Linked DNA regions of Homo sapiens: region 1 is linked to region 2. Evidence: chromatin contacts called from ENCODE Hi-C or POLR2A ChIA-PET data. All regions are on one chromosome and are shown on one strand. Each heading gives the region's core, a stretch centred on a gene start or an enhancer-like site at or near the end of the contact. The rest is flanking DNA. Distances are from core to core; before and after follow the strand shown. Region 1 overlaps PNLDC1 (PARN like ribonuclease domain containing exonuclease 1). Region 2 holds the start of SOD2 (superoxide dismutase 2).

Region 1 (4,382 bases), core at 400-2,899, 130 kb before region 2:
GGCAGCTGAGAGGGGCTCGCAAGAGTACTTAAAGCAGGGCTTACCCAAACACAGTCAAGCCCAAAGCCCATGAAAGAAAAGTGGAATTCTCCTCAGCGAAGTTACGTTCAACCAGCCTGGATTGGTGGCTCACGCCTGTAATCCCAGCACTCTGGGAGGCTGAGGCAGAAGGATGGCCTGAAGCCAGGAGTTCAAGATCAGCCTGGGCAACATAGGGAGACCCCATCACTACAAAAACAATTGTTTTAGATTAGTCATGTGTGGTGGCATGTATCCGTGGTGCCAGCTACTCGAGAGGCTGAGGTGGGAGGATTGCTTGAGCCCTGGAGGTAGAAGCTGCAGCCGCAGTGAGCCACAATTGTGCCACTGCACTGCAACCTGGGCGACAGAGACCCTGTCTCAAAACAAGTTACTTTCAATGAAAAAAAACCAACCAAACAAACAAACAAAATACCCAACACCCTGACACTCCCTTACAATGCGGTTTGAGCAGATGAGGAAACAGCTGCTGTTCCGAGTGTGGCGTGGCCGGTCAGATCATAAGTCGCAAAGGATCCTGTAGGGCCACCGGGCCCCTCACCCCTCAGGAAAGGGGTGCGACCTCTGGAAAGGCAGTTCCCAAACCCCCCTGTGGACAGCTACCACCACTAACGCTTGTTTCTCTAGAGGAAAAATGTCTCCCAGGCTAAATTTCAATCAGCTTTGCAGAGCCCACAAGTGAAGCTCCAGGTTGAGCAAAGAGCCCAGCCGAGTCGAGATCCCCACAGAGAAAAGTTACCGAGAAAGCTGAGTGTAGTGCAGACCACTGTGGAGGACACAGTGTCCCACTGTGCCAACGTCAAAGGTGCACACTGTGGCTGCGGGTCATTGTTTCTAAATGCACGTGGATGTCTTACGGTTTATAACACTTGTCAAAAATGTCCCCAGTGCACACGACTTCCCCTCTTCCAAGCTTCACATCCTTCCTTTACTAAACTTAGGAAGGCCATTTCTCAGAACTAAGTCAACAACAGCCAATAATAAGCCATTAGTTTTTCCCCCAGAAATAACGTCCCCTTTTCTTCATCTGGTGTCCAGCTCCTAGCACAATGACCTGCTCCTGAGACATTAGCTTAAATCTCGAGGTGCTGACTGCTCCGCCTGCATTTATAGCAAGAAAAGTTCTGACCACACATACAGGTACGATATCTAAGGACTGATTTATCATTGAGAGTGTTGACAGAATTTCACGTTCAGGACATAACAGAATTTCTAGAAAAGACCAAACAGATCCATCTGCAAACAGAATCTGATTTACACGAACACACCCAGCACACCTCCCAGAGAGCATGGGGACCCGAGGGTGGCCGCAGGAGGCCTCGCTGCACTCAGGTACCAGATCTTCCAAGGATGAACGCGAGAAGGGCCCAGGCAGTCACTATGCCACAGACTCTGCAAGACAATGACACGTGTCAGTGGCCGGGGCACCCAGCAGGCCGAGAGGCACCGACACAGGCTTGCCCCTCCTCCTTCCCAGCCCCGTGCACTCAGATGTTCTTTCTTGCTGTCACTCTCCCGACGACAACACTGAACTTCTGCCTCTCGAGGTTAGGCTGGCTCTGGGATGCAAACCGCAGGTTGAAAGAAAAAGGGTTTGCCTCGGAGCTCACTGTGCTTCCTCAGCAATGCTGTTTTCTAACGGATGTGCCCCTAACCCGCAAGCCAGAACCTCACCCAGCTCAACTGACAGCAACTCTGCCTTTCCAGCTGTTCAGGACTCAAACCCTGGATTCGTACTTGATCCTTCTCTGGTCTGTCGCTGACTCCACCCCGCTGCCCCTGGCTGCACCGAGCTGTGACCCAGCTGAAGCATCTCCTTCCTGACTGCTCTCACAGCGTCTCGCCTCCACAGTCTACCCCAACACGGAAGACAACCTGAGTCGGGTTATAGACCTTCTTGCTGTAACTTCCGCGATTCCCTCTCTCCTGAGAGAAGCCCACGTCCTCCCTGGGTGGCCCCCAGCTGGGGGGCACTGGTTCCTTCTCCTGCATCCCCCTCCTTGCTGTTTTGCTCACAATGGCCTCTCCCCGTGACACTCCGGGCACCTCCTGACTGGAAGGCTCCGTCCTGCTGCCCCCTCCGCCTGGCTCACTCCAAGTCTCTAATGAAGACCCCCATCAGCTCCTTTGAACTGCAGCCTGCCACCCACTCCTGACCCTTCTCTCATTTTTAATAAACACTTGTCACCCAACACATTATAGGGTCCATTTGTTTATCCTGTTTGTCTCCCCCAGCACGTGAGCTCCACGAGAGCAGGGATTTTCTGCTTCACTGACGAGGCCCTAGAACTACGATGGTGCCCAGCACAGCAGGTGCTCGACAGACACGCGGCATCACTGAAGGACATTCAGGGCACCACACTCGTCAACACAACCCCCTTGGCAACACACACCAGCAAGTGAGCTGTGCTCGAGTCAGACCATGCTGGGATGCTGGGACCCCGGGCACTCCAGGACCCCAGGACAGGCAGGTGGCCTCAGCCTGTCACTTACTGGAGCAGGCAGTTGACGTTTGGGGAGTGCCTCCAGTAGCGGTACAGGGAGATGCACAGGGTCGGGTGGTCCCGGTACTCCTTCAGGATGTTCCGCGCACTGCCAAAACAAGTTTGCTGTGGTCAGCCAGGCAGCAGGATGGCGCCGCCTGCTGTGATCAGGCGGGTGGAGTCAGAGAGATACAGGGATGAACGCACGAGGGGTGGGGGACGCGGACTTAGAGGCACCTACTCCTTAAACTTATTGGTCAGGAGTAAGAACTGGCTTCTTGTGAGTCGCCTGACATCAAACTTGCAGAGATTCTGAAACTTATGGTAGACTTGCTGCTCGCTGACCCCAGGCCACCTTTTGACGCTGAGGATGAGGATGGGAGGTCGGATACTGGGATAATCTGGACCAGAAAAATTCTAGAAAACATGCAGAACACAAGAGATTTTCCACAGTTCTTCCTGACTTCTTATCCAGTCTGAAGATCTCAAAAGAAACTAGGAAAGGCTCTGCTTGGGGCAGGGAGGGGAAGAGAAGGAAGGATGAGTCCATGTTGGCTTTAGTGGAGAAACATGAGAGGAAAGAAAAACCCAGCTCTCATCTCACCGACCACCGAAATCCCTCTCACGAGTCCCAGAGAGCACTGGCCGCTTCCCAGCAAAGCCTCTGAACTCTGAATGGGGCGAGGGGGCCAAATGAGATCTACTCACGATCTTTGGGACCCCCGCTCGGATGAGGTTCACTTGGTTCACGTAAGGAGCCAGCACGTCAAGGTACTGAGGAAAGGATGACTCGGGCACGGGGTCGATGCTGCAAGGACAGAAAACCCCAAAGCTGTCGGGCGCACAGAAGTTCATCCACTTCCTCGGCCACAGCCAAGAATCCGGTGACAGAACAGAAGGACACTCCCTCGGACGGCTCTCCCTCCCTCCTGCCCTCACAAGTCTTGGGGCTCTGGTTGGGTGCTTCCCCAGCTGGCAAGTCTAAAAGCATTCTCCGTGGCCACATAGAAGAAGAGCTTCCAGACAGTCACCATCTGCTGGTGATGGTTTGGTGAGGGTCCCACTGGTGACAAACAGCAATAGGCTCAGAGAATCAGTGCGAGGCCACTATTCAGAGAAAGCCCCATGCTGTCCCCCCTTGGTAAGACATCACCTTTGATTCCAAAAGGGCATCCCTCATCCCACAGCCTCCTCCCACTGCCAGTGCCCCCTCTGTCCAGGGAGCACACACACCTGAGCGCAGGGCCCCGGCAAAACCACGGGCCACACAGACAGGCAGGGAGGGCTTTTAGGCCATGAGGATTAAAAGAAATAAAAGATGTGTGACACCAGGCACTGAGGTGCCCCACCACTGCTAGCTCCTTCACTGTCCAGCACACACGTACTTACCAGGGGGCCCTTTAACAGTCAAACCACAAGAGAGGGGGTTAGGCTGGCACATTTAAGAAATAAGCTTCCCATCCGTGTGTCACAGAACTTTTGTATTTATAACATCCACTGCTAAAATGGACAAATATAGGCAGTACCCAAGTTAATAGATCATAGTCCAAAAAGATATTTCTACATCAATCCCAAAGCACACATTAGAATTTTGATGGGCTCCTTCACCTGGCTGGCTAAGTCCTACTTAACTAACGTGCATGCCAAGGACGGTGCTGTAGCGTGCACGCTGCTAATGTGTTTCTGGTGCCTACGTGCCCAGGGCTGCAGGCATCAAAGATGGTGTTGCCATGGGGAAATGCACTGAAGATTCCAATGTGGGGTTCCACTAATCTCTCCCTAGCCTATGTGCCCCCAACAAAGGATATGTCATTCATTGACCTGAACACTTTCTCCTCATACCTCACTGTTGCTTACATG
Region 2 (4,280 bases), core at 1-2,500:
AGCCCTTCCTGTTGTGAAGCCAAGTTCAGGTGGTTCCTCTTCGCCTGACTGTTTTCCCATTCCACTTACCGGAAGCCTAGTCATCCTTCGGAGGGCTGTACGGGGGTTGCAAGAAGCAACGGAAACGGTTCAGCACCTGCTACCTTCCATCATATTCTTTTCAATAAAGGGGCAACTCCCGCCAATGGCAGTGTAGATTTCCTAACCTCTACACATGGAAGATTCACACCATTCAGGATTGTTGTTTAACTGTTGAGAGAGCACTTGATACTTAACAGCTTACTAGGCTACAAGACAGCGCAGGAAAGAATCCTCTGTTGTCCTTTTATGTTATCCTGAACAGTTGGTTCACAGAGTTACTGTAAACACACAAAACATGACTGCCAGGGCTTAGTAGTGAGGAAGGTGGGAACTAGTCCTGACTCAGTTAACTGTGCCCAGGAGAAGCTGCTTAACCTCAAAGGATTTCACTATTACTAGAATCAATAATACCAACCCTAGGGGTAAAAATAAAGATAAATGTGTGCAAATCCTGCCTGCAGTCTCGGGCACGTCGTGGGTGTCCAAGAACTGTTCTTAGGCAGCCGGTGGGGACAAAGTCTGTGTGCCTCCTGTCCTGGAATAGGTCCCAAGGTCGGCTTACTTGCAAAGCAAGGGTACGGCGCAAGAGTACTGAATACGGGTTGGAAGGGCGCTGGCTCTACCCTCAGCTCATAGGCCGGCTGGGCGGCGCTGACCAGCAGCTAGGCCCCGTCTTCCCTAGGAACGGCCACGGGGGCCCTGGGAGGGTATGAATGTCTTTTTGCAGTGAGGCCTCTGGACCCCGCGGCCCCCCGGCAGCGCAACCAAAACTCAGGGGCAGGCGCCGCAGCCGCCTAGTGCAGCCAGATCCCCGCCGGCACCCTCAGGGGCGGAGCCGGAGGCAGGGCCTTCGGGCCGTACCAACTCCACGGGGGCAGGGGCCGCCTCCCTTCGGCCGCGCGCCACTCAAGTACGGCAGACAGGCAGCGAGGTTGCCGAGGCCGAGGCTAGCCTGCAGCCTCCTTTCTCCCGTGCCCTGGGCGCGGGGTGTACGGCAAGCGCGGGCGGGCGGGACAGGCACGCAGGGCACCCCCGGGGTTGGGCGCGGCGGGCGCGGGGCGGGGCCCGCGGGGGGGGGGGGCGGGGCGGCGGTGCCCTTGCGGCGCAGCTGGGGTCGCGGCCCTGCTCCCCGCGCTTTCTTAAGGCCCGCGGGCGGCGCAGGAGCGGCACTCGTGGCTGTGGTGGCTTCGGCAGCGGCTTCAGCAGATCGGCGGCATCAGCGGTAGCACCAGCACTAGCAGCATGTTGAGCCGGGCAGTGTGCGGGTGAGAAGAAAGGGGACCCGGTCACGGCCCCAAGGGCGAAGGGGCTCGCGGCGGGCAGGGCCTCCGCGGCAATGGCGACAGTGGCCGCACCGGGCCTGGCGGGACCGGGGCACCTGCAGGCGGTTCTCCCGGGAGTGCCCGGCGCGGCGGCTGGAGCGGGGATCCGCAGGGAGGGGACGCGGGGACTCGGGGGACGCCGCGCGCTGCCGTTCCTCGGCAGCCCAGCCTGCGTAGACGGTCCCGCGGCGCTGACTGACCGGGCTGTGCTTTCTCGTCTTCAGCACCAGCAGGCAGCTGGCTCCGGTTTTGGGGTATCTGGGCTCCAGGCAGAAGCACAGCCTCCCCGACCTGCCCTACGACTACGGCGCCCTGGAACCTCACATCAACGCGCAGATCATGCAGCTGCACCACAGCAAGCACCACGCGGCCTACGTGAACAACCTGAACGTCACCGAGGAGAAGTACCAGGAGGCGTTGGCCAAGGGTAGGTTCCAGGCTGAGCGGCGGGAGGCAGTCCCCGGCAGAGGCGACCCCAGGGAGCCAGGCCCCATACGGACGGGCCTCTCCGTGGAGGAGAACTCGCTTCGTATTTGTACCGGTTCCGAGTTTTCCAGGCACGATAGTCTCTCTTTTAAACACATGGTCTACCTCATTGTAGAAGGAGTGCCTCGATGGGTTTGAACACACTTCTGTCATCTCAGGGAACTTGGGGTCCTGCGAAGGAGCTTGCCTTACTGTTGTGAGCCACATTCCGTTACACATATTGCCAGCACTGGTGAATTGTAGGGCCTGAAAAGAAAGCTCTACTGTGTCACTCGTTTTTTTTGCAAATTGAAATTGTTCTTGTTGTATAATGTGCTTTGGGGAAATGTTTGGTCTCTCAGGTAGGTGTGCCAGCCGTTTGCAGGAGGGCTGAGAGCGCCTGTCCACTGGTGGCCAGACATCATCGGGTCCGCAGGTGTCTCTGAGTGTCAGGGTCACCTCCTGATAGAAGTGGGAGTGGTGTCTTACTGCCAGGTCACACTGAAGGTGGGAGACAGGAGGACACTACTCCGTGCTAGGAACCATGGTCCTTGTCATCTTCCTGAGAGCAAACGGGGTCGGGACTCCAGCCTAGGACTTGGAGACTCCCTGCATCCCCAGCTACCCTGCAGGTGAAACTTCACTGAGCCCACTTGACTTCAGGTGGGAGAGGAGGAGGCACACCGTTGTGGTGTGCGTTACCAAAAAAGCAGTAACCTAACTGTGGAACAGTTCAGGATCTTTAGACTTGATACTTTTCTTGATTTCCCTTAGGGGTCAAAGTTCACAAGGAAAATAGCCCTTTAGTGGGAAACTGAAACAGGCTTGTTTTTATTTACTATTTACTCATATTTGTAATGCAATTAAAATATATGTTGTTAACTTTTTTTTTTTTTCTCAAGAGCTCGGTTGATAAAACCAGGGGTATGTGGACTTTTTGAGTCTGTGCCTTTTGGGGGTGTGTATGGGAATGTTATGTTTTAACGTTTTTTACAAAATAGTATTGTCTTTTTAATTTATTCGTTAGTGGTTTGCACAAGGAAGATAATCGATAGTCATGTTTTTTAGACTCTCTGTATTGCTTGGTAAGCTACGTAGTAAAAAATGTTTACTTTTCCTTAAATGTTTTGAATTTCGGGGTTATGAAATTTGTTGAGTAATTTTTAGACAGTCACATCTTGTTGACTGGAGGCATCTAGTGGAAAAATGCAGTATTTCAGCCTGATTGTGTTTGAAGTAAATGATTAAAAGAGGAGGAAGTTACCACATTCTGGAAGATTTACTTGAGACAGACGAACCTTGAATTACGGGAAAAGGCCCCGTGATTTAGGAAATAACAAATTTGGGAAACATGTAATGGGGAGAGACTGGGGAATACCCCAGTTGTGAAAGTACTTCCTGTAAGGCAACATCTGACACCAGGAACCTTTCTCTTCAGTATTTTAAAAACAACTTAATTTCAGTCCTTTACTTGTGGAATCAGAGCCTTACTTATGTAATACAACCCACTGGAAAAAAGCTTTTTATTGTATTGTACTATATTGTTTATAAGTGATTGAGTACCTGCAGAGCTTTCTTTTACTTAAACATATTTTAAAAATTATTAAAAAGATTTTCATGTTTGAAAACTTGGGGAAAAAAGATAAAACAATGTCATAATCTCATCACATTTAACTGACTAATATGAATATTTTTCAACAAAAAGCATTTGACTTTTATTATTATTTGAGGCAAAAACTAAACTGAAACCAAATAAAATGTTGAATTTCAGAAAAGTGTTCTTAAAAGCAGATATTAAGCCCTCAATTTTTATTAATTTTAAAATGAGTAAGCAAACTGTAAGATGTTAAGATTATTAAATTATCTCTCATTAAGCATGTATCTTTCCCATTTTAAAAATTCAGTTACTATTGATTTATTAAAAAACAATAGAAAAGTTACATCTATTTTTAGAGTGACTCTCAAGAAAATTTAATAAGGGAAACACAGATCTATAAAAAACTGTTTGTAAACCTAACAAAGGAAAAAAAAAGTTGGTGTCTTTAAAAAACCCTTTGAGATTAGCTGTGTATTCAGATATCAGTTGGTTCTCTCCTTTCTGAATCGCTAAACAACTGGAGCTTGTTTCAGAAAGCAGCATTGTCTACGTATGTTCCTTTTAAAAATTTTTTTTTTAATTCTGTCTAAAAAAAACAGACGGGGTCACACTATGTTGCCCAGGCTGCTCTTGAATTCCTGGGCTCCCCTATCCACGCACCTCGGCCTTCCAGAGTGCTGGGATTACAGGTGTGAGCCACCGTGCCTAGTCAGACATACTTTTTTTTTTTTTTTTTTTTTTGACGGAATCTCAGTCTGTCCCGCAGGTTGGAGTGCAGTGATGTGATCTCGGCTCACTACAACCTCCGTCTCCTG

Evidence for each region. Hi-C counts contacts between places; a loop is a spot of excess contacts on that map. ChIA-PET counts read pairs that join two places held with the same protein, here RNA polymerase II (POLR2A). Pooled maps may share reads with other maps.
Region 1: a loop to region 2 is called in a pooled map, with 5 times the contacts of the local background. The contact joins the enhancer-like site here to the promoter of SOD2 in region 2. A Hi-C loop is called at or near these places in 8 of 50 pooled maps. POLR2A ChIA-PET finds 5 or more read pairs at or near these places in 3 of 52 experiments (CD4-positive, alpha-beta memory T cell, K562 and OCI-LY7).

What each region holds. Positions count from the first base shown.
Region 1 is chr6:159,817,503-159,821,884 of GRCh38, reverse strand. It overlaps PNLDC1 (PARN like ribonuclease domain containing exonuclease 1), which reads right to left. Exons shown (of 19, transcript NM_001271862.2): 16 at 3,231-3,330; 17 at 2,764-2,939; 18 at 2,533-2,631; 19 at 1,181-1,431. The coding sequence ends at 1,368. Among named protein-coding and RNA genes, the nearest start is that of PNLDC1, 19 kb to the right of the region's middle. RefSeq lists enhancers at 1-303, 1,951-2,677. Within about 2 kb of position 1,649, at least 4 of the 41 ENCODE cell types and tissues checked have a DNase peak (open chromatin) inside an H3K27ac peak, as active enhancers do.
Region 2 is chr6:159,690,211-159,694,490 of GRCh38, reverse strand. SOD2 (superoxide dismutase 2) reads left to right here and starts at 1,250. Exons shown (of 5, transcript NM_000636.4): 1 at 1,250-1,346; 2 at 1,628-1,830. The coding sequence starts at 1,324. RefSeq lists silencers at 48-217, 898-1,187, 1,388-1,567 and an enhancer at 1,938-2,007.